Regions from separate parts of the Homo sapiens genome. Here region 2 is linked to region 1. Evidence: chromatin contacts called from ENCODE Hi-C data. All regions are on one chromosome and are shown on one strand. Each heading gives the region's core, a stretch centred on a gene start or an enhancer-like site at or near the end of the contact. The rest is flanking DNA. Distances are from core to core; before and after follow the strand shown. Region 1 overlaps SYT1 (synaptotagmin 1). Region 2 has its middle 99 kb from the start of LINC02424.

Evidence for each region. Hi-C counts contacts between places; a loop is a spot of excess contacts on that map. Pooled maps may share reads with other maps.
Region 2: a loop to region 1 is called in a pooled map, with 3 times the contacts of the local background. The contact joins two enhancer-like sites. A Hi-C loop is called at or near these places in 3 of 37 single-sample maps with no recorded cell type and 4 of 50 pooled maps.

What each region holds. Positions count from the first base shown.
Region 1 is chr12:79,054,730-79,061,109 of GRCh38, forward strand. The region is part of intron 3 of SYT1 (synaptotagmin 1); the gene reads left to right. All of the region lies in intron 3 of LOC105369863 (a long non-coding RNA gene), which reads right to left. Among named protein-coding and RNA genes, the nearest start is that of SYT1, 190 kb to the left of the region's middle. Within about 2 kb of position 3,767, at least 4 of the 41 ENCODE cell types and tissues checked have a DNase peak (open chromatin) inside an H3K27ac peak, as active enhancers do.
Region 2 is chr12:78,455,766-78,462,145 of GRCh38, forward strand. No RefSeq gene overlaps it. Among named protein-coding and RNA genes, the nearest start is that of LINC02424, 99 kb to the left of the region's middle. RefSeq lists a silencer at 2,411-2,460. Within about 2 kb of position 2,371, at least 2 of the 41 ENCODE cell types and tissues checked have a DNase peak (open chromatin) inside an H3K27ac peak, as active enhancers do.

The DNA of each region.
Region 1 (6,380 bases), core at 2,517-5,016:
TAGTAATTACAAATATAGAAAAGTTTGCTTCATAAGGAGAATAAAAGTTATATTGACTATAAGTCATAGATTTTCTTTTCAAGCTACTCGTCTGTTTAACCATGATCAGATTAAATTATGTTTTTATTTGTCAAATGATTCAGTGTTTTGTCACTTTCCCTGGAAATTGAGTAAAATGGGTTTCCCACAATCATTATTATTCATGATAAATCTAAACCATATTTCATGATTTACAGTATTTTTTGATACACTAACAAAGGAGTCTTTTATAATCTTATTATAGCATAGTACTGGCTTTGAAAATTCTCTATATTCAAATGCCAGCTCCACCACTTATTAACTATGGGATGTAGGACAATTTTTTAGACCTCTGTGAGTTTTGATTTCTCCATTGAGTAATTGTGATATTCAAATGAGTCAAATATAGGCAATGTCTTTGTTTATATAAGTGTCTTGTTGATTGTAGTTACTGTATTCAAGTTAGCTATTATAATTAGTTGATAGAATTCAGTTCATTGTTTCTAAAACTTCTTATTAATCTTTGATTTGTAAGCTCTCATTGATATTAGTCTTTATTTTATTCTGAAAAACATTATCTTTCATGACTCTGATATGTAAGTTGTCTAGTCAAAAGAGATAAAGTGGAAATTATTTAACCAGCATTTACAGTTTTAAAGAAATCATGTAAAGTCCAAAGTTAATAAGACTTTAAATCAAATGATTTAGCTATATGAATTATTAGTTTTGATCTGCTATAACATTATGATTTATTTACTTGGCTACACCAGGGTTTTGCCTTGGGTTGCATTATTCTCCTTTGTAATTAAGAATGTTTGCACTGGATAAAAAACTGTATTCAAGTGCTATTTCTGCCACTTACTACCTGTGTGTCAGCAGGAAAACAAAATAAGCTGCCTCAATGTCCTCTTCTATAAAAATGAAAATGAATCCTATTTTATACGTTTCATATGAGAATAATGACATGTTTATTAACTGCTTATTACAGAAATTAATATAGTAACATAAGTAAAAATTATTGTTGTTATATTTGTTATTTAAAACATCTTAGTAATATCAAAGGGGCATTCTTTTCTTTCAAATTTATTTATTTATTATAAATTGACATCTTTTAAATTATAAAACATAGTCATGTACCACCTAACAAATTTCAGTCAATGATGGACTGCATATATAGCAGTGACACCTTAAGATTATAATATCAGATTTTTACTGTACCTTTTCTGTTAAGATGCACAGATACTTACCAATGTGTTATAATTGCCTACAGTATTCAGTACAGTGACATGTACAGGTTTGTAGCCCAAGAACAAAAGGCTAAACCATACAGCCTAGGTGTGAGGTAGACTGTACCATCTAGGTTAGTATAAGTACATGCTATGCTGTTCAGCAACAACAAAATTGCCTAATGATGCATTTCTCAGGATGTACCCCTGTTGTTGAGTGATTCATAACTGTATATAGAAGTCTAGATGGAATAAAGAGGAAGGGAAAGTGTGAGGGAAGAAAGAAAAGGAGAAAAGTCTGGTTGGAAATCTTTAACACAAGATGAAATTTCGATTTGATAGAGTAGGATGCAGGCTTGCTTTGGGAGGAGTCCATCAGGAGCCCTCTCCTTGAAGGCCTCTTCCTTCTTAAAGCAAACACAGAAATTAGACAATCTCAATAGCATGACTCACTTCCAGAAAGGTGGAGAGTAAAGCTTGAGACATTTTGACAGTCTTCGTGGCCCTAGAAGTAGGCTGAATCAGTATGCATCACGATGTGAAGGGTAGCAAAAATGCTTTCTATCTTATCATGAAATTATTTTCTTTGTAATAACAAAGGGGACCACTTCCTCCAGAGAAAATAGACCTAACCAAACTCTAGACTGAACAGATGTCCAGAAATAAATTACATCCCACACATTGTTATTACATGCACCATTTTAAAGTTAAGGGCAGTATGATGCCATTACATGGCAACTCTCATTTTAAAAAATAATAAAATTTTGTATGTGATGTCTGAAATTGAAATCACAGCATTATTCTTTTACCAAAGAAATCTCAGTTGACAAAGTTGCTTATTTTGCTGCATTTTTCCCTCATGATACAGAATACTGTTTCTCCTCATTTTAAAACCTCAATTAATTATCTTCAAATGAAAATTTTCATATTCACCATTTTAAGTGGTTTTGTTGTTTGAGTCATTCTTTTGCAAACACCATAAAAATCCCTTTACAGTCTGACATGGGCTATCAATCCTAACACCACTTCTCCTTTCAATGTAAAATCTTGTTATGCCTCTAAAGATGAGTATATCCCAGTCTTAGTAATAACTATTCCTGTTTCAGCAGAAAGTAATTCATAATAAGTATCTTAGCATTTTCCTCCTTTCCTTGGAATTGAATCATTACAAATACTGACAATTTTATTTCTTTTCTATTCTGAAAGATGAAAAATCTGGTTCAGCATATGCTCCATTGTACATTTGAGCAATCTATATCCTCTGTTCTTATGGTTAATATGAATTGCTTAATCCTGTGATTGTTTTTGTTTTCCATTTTCAAAGGAATCCTGGCAAAGCCTATGTTCATGAATTTGTACAAAATGTTTCAGACTAAGGAAAATGTCTCTAAACAAAAGCTCAAAATACATTGGTTTCTAACTCATATGACCCCCCCCAAATGATATTATACAATTTTTCAATAGTCTGAAATATATTATAAGAAATAATTCTTAGCAGTAGTTTTGCAAGTTGCTCAGGATTTTTGCTTATCCATTTTATATTTGCATGTGGCATTGACACAATTTGCTATAACATCTCCTAGGAAGTAATATATTTTTTTTAGGCATTTACTATTTGAGCTGTGAAGGTTAGTCTTAGATGTTCTTTCTCTTTTGTACTTTAAAATTTTTTTTCTAATTTTGCACAAGGTAAAAATGTTTTTAATACCCTCTATGTCTTAGACTCACCATGCAGGGGTGTCCAAGGGAGAGAGTACAGTCATGGGTTCTTAGTTTCTGTTTCTGGTTGGGCCAGTAAAACCCCTTCCTCATCCCTCCTTCCTGCTTACAATTAGACACAGAAACCAAAAATTATGGCTTCAGGCTGCTAAAAGCCTGAAACAAAACAAAATAAAAACAACAACAACAAAATAAGGCAGGTTGGACAAGCTCATGAGCATTACATATGTCACAACCTTTATAATAAATACCATTTTATTACAGAATGCAACAAAATAATTATTTGAATTATGCCTAGTAACATAATTCCAGAAAGAAATGGGTTTGGACAATTGTATATTTATGGATATATCCATTGTTCCCATTTTAAGAAGTGAACAATTATTAGTGTGTTTTTTTGAAAGGCAAAGCCAGATTTGTCATTAAATGAGACAGCTAAAAGAATGGAAGCAATACAAGCAGTCCCCAACTTATGAATGAGTTATATAACAAAATTCCTTTTAAGATGTTTTCTTTCCATTTTATAAGATGGATATTTATCGACAGTGGCCACACAAAAAAACCTGTGAAAACCCACAGCTTATGCTAAATGACAATATTTTTAGCATTGGTTATGGTGACTGTGTGAGTGAGAGGGACACAAGGAAAAACATGTTTCTCCATTTTTCCTGATACTCAGTTGACCCTGCCCAATATGTGAAAAATAACTAAAGCCAGCTTTTCACACAGCCTTCTCTCTCTTTGTCACCTTTGTTTTCTTCCTGAGGTAATGCTGTTTCCCAACTGATATTCTCTAGCTGCCTTTTCTTTAAAGTGGTTTTGGTTTCCAATTTTCTAACCCAACTTATCTCTTGATCAAAATGACTCAGTACAGCTGGTATGGGGAAATGTCTAAGAAAAAATAATTGGGCCAAAGTGTCCACACCAGCCCTGCATCTTGCATCCCCTCTGCTTCTCACTTCCCGACCCCCACACCACAATTGTTAATTTAAATAAACAAATAACTTAAGGAATTTCTGGCAGTGTGGGGTCCTGGAGTGATACATGTATAGATAGTATGGGTGAAGATATTTGGAGACAGGAACTGGGATAGGTGGGAATTCAGCCTTAAATGCAGCATCCCCTGCACTGCTCTTGAAGTGATACATTTTCTTCAATACTATACTTAGGAGCCTATAGTTTCTTTATTTTAATACATACACATTTTCCCAGTGGGTCTTGCAAAGCTTGTGATAGAAGATTTGTTAATGAGGTATGTATTAGTCTGTTCTCACACTGCTAATAAAGACATACCCAAGACTGGGTAATTTATAAAGGAAAGAGGTTTAATTGACTCACAGTTCCACATAGCTGGGGAGGCCTCACAATCATGCCAGAAGGTGAATGGGGGTCAAAGGCACATCTTACATGGCAGCAGGCAAGGGAGCACGTGCAGAGGAACTCCTTTTTATAAAACCATCAGATCTCATGAGACTTATTCACTGTCACGAGAACAGCATGGGAAAGACGCCCCCATAATTCAATGACCTCCCATTGGGTCTCTCCCACAACAGGTGGGAATTATGGGAGCTACAATTCAAGATGAAATTTGGGTGGGGACACAACCAAACCATATCAAGATGTAATAAGCTAGAGATAACTGCTTCATTTTTTCTAAAATGTAAAAGTAAATGTAAAATACATGATTATATAATATTGTTTACCTATATTTTAATTTTAATTCTTTTCAATACCTCAAATGTAAAACCATCCACTCATAAAGTAAATTTTAAGAGTTACCTCTATATGAAAGAAATCGTTATTTGTGTTAGTTATAACATTCCTTATACCTGGCCACCCAAAACAAGAAAATAATCAAGTTTTCAATTTTCAATTTTTTTATCATAACTCTGGATATAAATATAACTAAAATGTTTTCAGTAATAACTCCATGCACAATGATCAAACAAATGCTGTACTTGTTGTGGGCTGGCATCAACAATTATGAAAGTGGCTTGGTAAGGCCAGGCCAGACCTTTGTAACCAGTTATACCAGGCTACTGTTAGACAGCCCCAGATAGCCCATCCCTCTGCCTCAGGGCTTATGGAAACAGTGGATGTTGGTAACTGAACACTTACTCCCTGCTGCATGCTTCCCATGTCATTTCATTCCTGTGAAGTGCATTTTCATATCTATATTTCATAAATGAGGAGACAGATTCTGAAAGGCAAACCAACTTGCTCAAAATAACTAGCTTATATATTTTGAGCCAGATGCAGACTAAAGTCTGTGTAATGCTAAAACCTGTGCTCCTAGACATTATGCAAACTGTTTCATGGGCTTACACTGAAATAATATCTGATGAATTTCTCTTTGCATAAGAGAGTGAGCTCCACAAGTGTGGTAGGCAGAGCATCCTCCTATCTCAGAACCTGACACAGCGAAGGTGCTCAATGCTGGTTGAACCAAAGTGACAACTTGTTTATCCAGCTCTATCATAGCAGTAACTTTACTAAAAGTTCTCTGTTCCCTTACTTTTTTTCAGAAAAGTTATCCACGTCCCCAAACAAAACCTACGTCCCTGTAACAAAAAGCTTTTATTTTCAAGAGCTGTATCTTTAGCCATTTTTTTAATTGTGGTAAAATATATATAACATCAAATTTACCATTTTAACCATTTGAAAGTATACAGCTCAGTGGTATTAAGTACATTCACACTGTTGTTTGATCATCAGCATCAGCCACCCTCAGAATTTTTTCATCTTCCCAAAGTGAAACTCCGTACATATTAAACAGCAACTCCCCATTCCCCCTCCCTGCAGCCCCTGGCCATCACTATTTTACCTTCAGTCTTGATGAAACTGACTATTCTAACTACGTCATATAAGTGGAATTAAACAGTATTTTTCCTTTTGTAACTAGGTTATTTTGTATATTGTCAAGGTTTATCCTTATTGTAGCATGTGTCAAAATTTTCTTCCTAAGGCTGAATAATATTCCATTGTATGTATATATCACATTTTGTTTATCCATTTATCTGATGATTTATTGAGTAATGGAGTTGTCCAAAATGAAATCTTTTTGCCAATTCTTTGATGGAAAGATAAGATGCAAATATAGAAATGCAATGAGTTCATGATTTTTAGAACATCTCTCTTTTTATATCATAAGCCCTAAAATTAATCATGGAAAACTAGTTCAGTTTAGGCAATCAGCAAAAAAAAATAGATGGGCTTAAGATAATTTAGGATTTATGAGTTATAAATATGCCACATTTTAACTACTCAGGCTGGAATTAGCCTGTCTTCATTTGATTATCTGTTTTGATACATTGACTGTTCTTCAGAAGATTCGTGAAGTTAGGGTATTTAAAAATTGCCATTTCTCTAAAATTAAATAGAATAATAGGGAAGGGAGCATTGATTCTAAATAAGAAT
Region 2 (6,380 bases), core at 1,121-3,620, 600 kb before region 1:
CTTCTTCCACATTTGGCCTAACACTTTTGAGTCTTCCATCCGGTAGATTTATCTGACATCTATCATAGTGGCCTCCTGACAGCACCTTTACAACACTATTACTGTAAAACTCAATTATATATACTTTATATCCTATCATTCTTACAACTATAACAATCTTCTAAAAATTTGACTTTCTAGCCTCAGCATAGACACTCTGGATCCTGATAGAAAACACTATAATTGTTGTGTCAACTAGAACATACATAAGATTGTCATCAACTCTGTAGCTATAAGACAACTCATATTGATCTGACACTTTATCTTTCCTCCATCATCTCCCTAGTTTCTCAAACCCTTCTGAGACCTACACGTGGTGACTAGCATTATTGCTTACAACCTCTTGGAGGCATAGAAAGATTAAGTGGCTCATGAATCACTCAGCAAACCTGGAACTCATTAATTCTCCTGTGTTCTAAACAAAAAGTCTTAACTGTGCTATCTTTATACTATCACACCTCATATGAGACAAGTCATGCTTCATGTATGAGAATAAATTTCAGGTCCTAAAACACTCATGCCTTCTCAAAGCTATATGCCCTACAATTACAACTCCAGCAAAGCAGTATCTTTAAGCCTCTGCTCAAAGTCTGCCAATGGGGCCACATCTATTTTTCAGATTATTACTTTAACTCCTTACATCATCTTCCTACCTCTACCTTAACTTATTTGTTGACTACTTTACCCTCACACAATCTACTGTCACTCCACTGGCTTCCTTGAGGTTCTTTAAACATGCCAGGCATAGTCCAAACTCAAGGCCATTGTACTGGCTGTTTTCTCTGCCTGGGTCTTTTTTTTTTTTTTTTTTCCAAGATTTTTGGTCTTCAGATATTCAAATGTCATCTTCTCAATGAAGCCAGTCTTGACTATTTCCTTTAAAATCATAACAACTGTTCCCCCACTTTAATTCTCTATGCCTTCCTTTTGTTCATAGCACATGTCATCTTTAATATGCTGTTATTTACTTGTTATGCTTGTTATGCATCATCTGTTTCCGTCAACTAGAAGGTAAGCTTCTCAATTGTAGGAATTGTCTGTTTTGTTTGTTGCTGTATCCACAGCACAATAAATATCAGTTGAATTAATGAATATACATTCTGCCAGTCTCTCTATAGGTTTGCAGACACCAACTATCCCTTCAAACTAGGCATTAGGATATTGTCTGTCTTTCCTAATGGAGAAGGTTAATAATCCTAGGGCTCCCTCAGAGGAAAAGGTGGCAGAACAATAGGCTCACTTTTGCACCTGGAGGGTAATCCAATTAAAAAACCCACCATATTCTAGAATAGAATATAGTTTAATAAAACATTTTGAAAATAAAAGCTTCCTGGTCAGCATTACTTTTATCAGCTGATATGTCTCTATAATGTAGCTCTTCTTTTCAGCTTTGAAATTGTAAAATACTCTTCCCTGGCTACAAGTCTGAGAAAAATAGTATCTAATTGCTATTTCTCTTTAGAGTGATCAAGCTACAGGGAAATTCACTTGTTAGCATTCTACTTTTACATTACTCTATAACTAGAAATATTTTTAATTTACAGGGCTATTTTACAAATGTCTTTCTCTCATTAGATATATTAATATATATGTATATTCATTTGGTATATGTGCGTGCGTGTCTGTGTGTTTTTGGTGAATTTGTGATTTAAAACTTTAGTGTTTGTTTCAGTGCCTGGGAGAATGTTTTAATTGTTTTCCTCCTAAAAGGATGCAAACTGTGTTCAGAGAGGTGGTGCCTCACTTATTCTACAAGATGCAGTGTTCAGGGTCTACTAACCATCATAGAATAGGATTTCTGATCAACCCGGAGAGTGATTACTTCACAACAGGTGGGATATATTTTAAGGCCTCTTTGCTTCTTTTTTGGAGTTGAAGAAGAGTGGGTAAAAAAAGATGGCCCCTTAGATGTTATCTGAACAAGCTCAATCTAAAAGATTTCTCCATTTTATCATTTTATTTCCTTAAAACATCGGCTGGACACAAAGGGAACTTCATTTGGTGCAAATTGCCTAGAGAAGATGTTAATTGAGGACAGTGGTATTGTGTAGCAGTTCACTGGCTCTATCAGAGGTTCAAATTTGTTGATTTACTTGGAAAATTAGAAATGGGAAGGTTGGTTTTTGGATAAGCACTTTTCAGGATTTGCGTTGAGCACTGAAAATGGAAGCAAGGAAGTCAAAGAATAAGTAGAGGACAAAAGATATAGACATATCTCAGGAAAACTATCTGGTTACAAGTGACTTGCTAATTTTCTGAGTACTATCTTTGTGTTCTTCCTGAAGTCTATTATCAAGTAAACAAAATGGGAACTGACTCATTCTGGTGTTTCATAAAGCTTAAGAACAAATCTCTCTCTTCCCTTCTCTCTCACTTCCTCCTGTTATAGACCACAGGCTTTTGGTCACACTCCTTCTCTTTCTCTTTTGTAAGCTAACAAGAAAATTGACTTTATTTCAAGATGTAGAGTCAAGTGGAGTAACAGCACTCTCTGAGATAAGCATTAGGTGTTCTTTCAGGCTGTTTCACAGTACATCTCATTTTCTTGAAAAGTCAGGTTAAATTAGCTAAATAACAATAAGGGGAATGCCCTCAGTTTGAAAGTCAATTGTAGTGATCCTGAAGCATTTTTACAAGGGTAATGAATTAGGAGAGATGTTGGATTTACTCCCTAAAACATCACATTGTTTTTACAAAATAGACTTTGTAAAAGTCTGGTGTGCTGGGCTAACAAATACGCCTTCTTGTGAGTTTCTATATGAGCAATATGAGATGACCATATTCAGGGGTTATGTGGAGGGAGGGAGTTAGAAAGGCTTGGGAGAGGGCAATCCTTTCCTATGGTGCCTGAAAATAAACACGATTCTTTGTTTTTGAGTAAGGACTGGCAGAGCTGTTTTGTGGAGTTCAGATAGTAGACTTTTTAGGCTTTACTGGTCTTATTGTTAGAGGTGGTGAGTATCCGAGCTACTAGCAGCGAATCCGTAGGGGTCTGCAGCAACCTCAATTCTTGTCTCCTCAGAAGAAAGAATTTGACTGTGGGGCATAAGGCAGAAAAAGAGATGGAGCCAAGTTTTAGAGTAGGAGTGAAAGTTTATTAAAAAGCTTTAGAGCAGGAATGAAAAGAAAAGTAGAGTACACCTGGAAGAGGGCCAAGAAGGCATCTTGGAGTACAAGTGTGGGGTTTGACCTTTGACTTGGGGTTTTATATGCTGGCATACTTCCAGAATCTCGCATCCCATTTCCCTTGATTATTCCCTTAGTGTGAGCTGCTCGCATGTGTGGTGGCCAGCTAGCACTTGGGAAGTGAGCATGTGCAGTGTGTTTACTGGAGTTGTATGGATGCTCACCTGAGCCATTCTCCCCTTTTCCAGTGGAATGCCCCCAGAAGCTCATATACCAGTTAAACTTTGCCATTTTGCTTCTTAATGGCATGCTCGAGCCCACTTGCCCAATTCCTGAGATCTTACTGGTGAGAGAAAGGACTAGCTGGATTTCCTAGGCCAACTAAGAATCCCTAAGCCTAGCTGGGAAGGTGACCACATCCACCTTTAAACATGGGGCTTGCAACTTAGCTCACACCCGACCAATCAGGTAGGAAAGAGAGCTCACTAAAATGCTAATTAGGCAAAAACTGGAGGTAAAGGAATAGCCAATCACCTGTTGCCTGAGAGCACAGCGGGAGGGACAATTATCAGGATATAAACCCAAGCATTCGAGCTGGCAACGGTAACCCCCTTTGGGTCCCCTCCCTTTGTATGGGAGCTCTATCTTCACTCTATTAAATCTTGCAACTGTACTCTTCTGGTCCGTGTTTGTTACGCTTGAGCTGAGCTTTCGCTCGCCATCCACCACTGCGTCGCAGACTTCCATCACTCCAGATCTGGAAGGGTGTCCACTGTGCTCTTGATCCAGCAAGGCGCCCATTGCCGCTCCAGATGGGGCTAAAGGCTTGCCATTGTTCCTGCATGACTAAGCGCCCAGGTTCGTCCTAATCGAGCTGAACACTAGTCACTGGGTTCCACAGTTCTCTTCCGTGACCCACGGCTTCTAATAGAGCTATAACACTCACCACATGGCCCAAGATTCCATTCCTTGGAATCCGTGAGGCCAAGAACCCCCAGGTCACAGAACATGAGGCTTGCCACCATCTTGGAAGCAGCCCGCCACCATCTTGGGAACTCTGTGAGAAAGGACCCTGTGGTAACACTGGGAAAGCTGTTGATCACCAGTTTCAGGTGTTTTGATCCATTGGGAAACTGCCATTCCCTGATGGTGGCTGTGACCAAATTTATTTGAAATATCAATCAGAAAAAAGAAACAAAAATTAATATAGTACTAGATTAATATAAATAGAGAGTTTATTTGGGCCAAGTTTGAGGACTGCAACCCGTGAGACATAGATTCAAGTTGCCCTGGATATATATGCTCCATAGTAGCAGTTACAAGTGGCTTTATAGGGGAAAAAGTTTTTAAGTTGATGTAAGCTATTGACTATTGTATTAGCTTGTGAACCCAAAAGTATCTGAGACAGGTCTCAATCAATTTTGAAAGTTTATTTTTCCAAGGTTAAGAATGCACCCATAACACAGCCTCAGGAGGACCTAATGTCATATGCCCAAGTTGGTCAGGGTACAGCTTGCCTTTTTTGTTGTTGTTGTTTGAGATGGAGTCTCACTCTGTCACCCAGGCTGGAGTGCAGTAGTGCGATCTCAGCTCACTGCAACCTCCGTCTCCCCGGTTCAAGTGATTCTCCTCCCTCAGCTTCCCAAGTAGCTGGGACTACAGACATGCACCACCACGCCTGGCTAATTTTTGTATTTTTAGTAGAGATGGGGTTTCACCATATTGACCAGGATGGTCTTGATCTCTTGACCTCGCAATCTGCTCTCCTCGGCCTCCCAAAGTGCTGGGATTACAGGTGTGAGCCACTGCACCCGGCAAGCTTGCTTTTATACTTTTTAGGGAGACAGAATACATCAATACCTGTAAGATGTACATTGGTTACATATGGAAAGCAAGACAACTTGAAGTGAAGGGGCTTCCTGTTCATAGGTAGATTTCAAATATTTTCTCATTGACAATTGGTTGAAAAAGTTAAGTTATTATTTGAAGACCTGGAGACAGTAGAAAGGAATGTCTGGGTTATGATGATAATGGGTTGTTGGAGTTTTATCACGCAGATGAAGCCTCCAGGTAGCAGGCTTCAGAGATAATCAATTGTACATATTTCTTATCAGACTTAAGTTCTGTGTTGATGTTAATGCTGGTTGGCTTTTCCTGGATTTCAAAAAGAAGGACAGTATAATGAGGCAAATGCAGCAATAGGTTTGGACAAAGGGGATATGATTTAATGGTAATAAATGGGGAAATCTTAGGAAGCCCCATTTGTTTTGATTATTCTGTTTCCCTATATCTTCAGAGATGAGGATGCTCCTTTCCTACAGATGTAGAACAGGTACCTCTAAGGGTCTTACTGTTTCAAGTGAAGGTCAGAAAATCCTTCCTAGATTTTATGACCTGCTTCAGGGGAGAAGGACAAGGGAAGGAGAGAGTAATCTTTTTGCTTCTGCTATTTTCTCAAATGTCACAGTGCCATAGTTTGAGGTAGTGCATCCTGAAACTCATCACTTTCAATAGAACATTTGATGGTCACTGGATTTTTTGTTTCATATCATTCTCATATGTCATGAAAAACTCTTCATTTTAAAAAAATTATTCAAAAATGCACAAACTATTCTTAGCTTTTGGACTCTATAAAACCCAAAATTTAGACAACAGACCATAGTTTGCTGACCCTTGTTTTAAACCTACAAACTGATATATGCCAAGGCTAGTGAATTTTATCAACGCACTTTTACACCTGGTCTAAAGTGGACTTTTTTGGGTTTTAGAAACGTCAAATTTATTAAAATATTTGATTTATACTATGTGTAATAGTCACTGTGGCTAGACTATAAGTAAATGTGATCCTAGTCCCAAAGGATTTATCAGTCTCTAGTAGGAGACAGATACCTAAACAATTAAATATAATTCTCCACTGAAACAAAAGTTAAGTATAAAGTATATGTAGAAACTTAGATTCAAGAGTGATTAATTTTAACTGAGAAGAATGGAGGACTCTGGAGACACTTCACAGAGTTAATGAGATTGAGCAAGACCTTGCAGGACTGGCAAATGAATGAATGATTTCTACCCACTAGACTGATTTGTTTATAGCTGTAGCCTCTAATATTCCATAGTTAAGGCAGCATTTGGAGCTTTAATATTAGTTTCAATTTATCTGCAACAATTGGATTGTTTTTCTTGGTGTGCATTTTATAGAATAAGCTATATTTTCC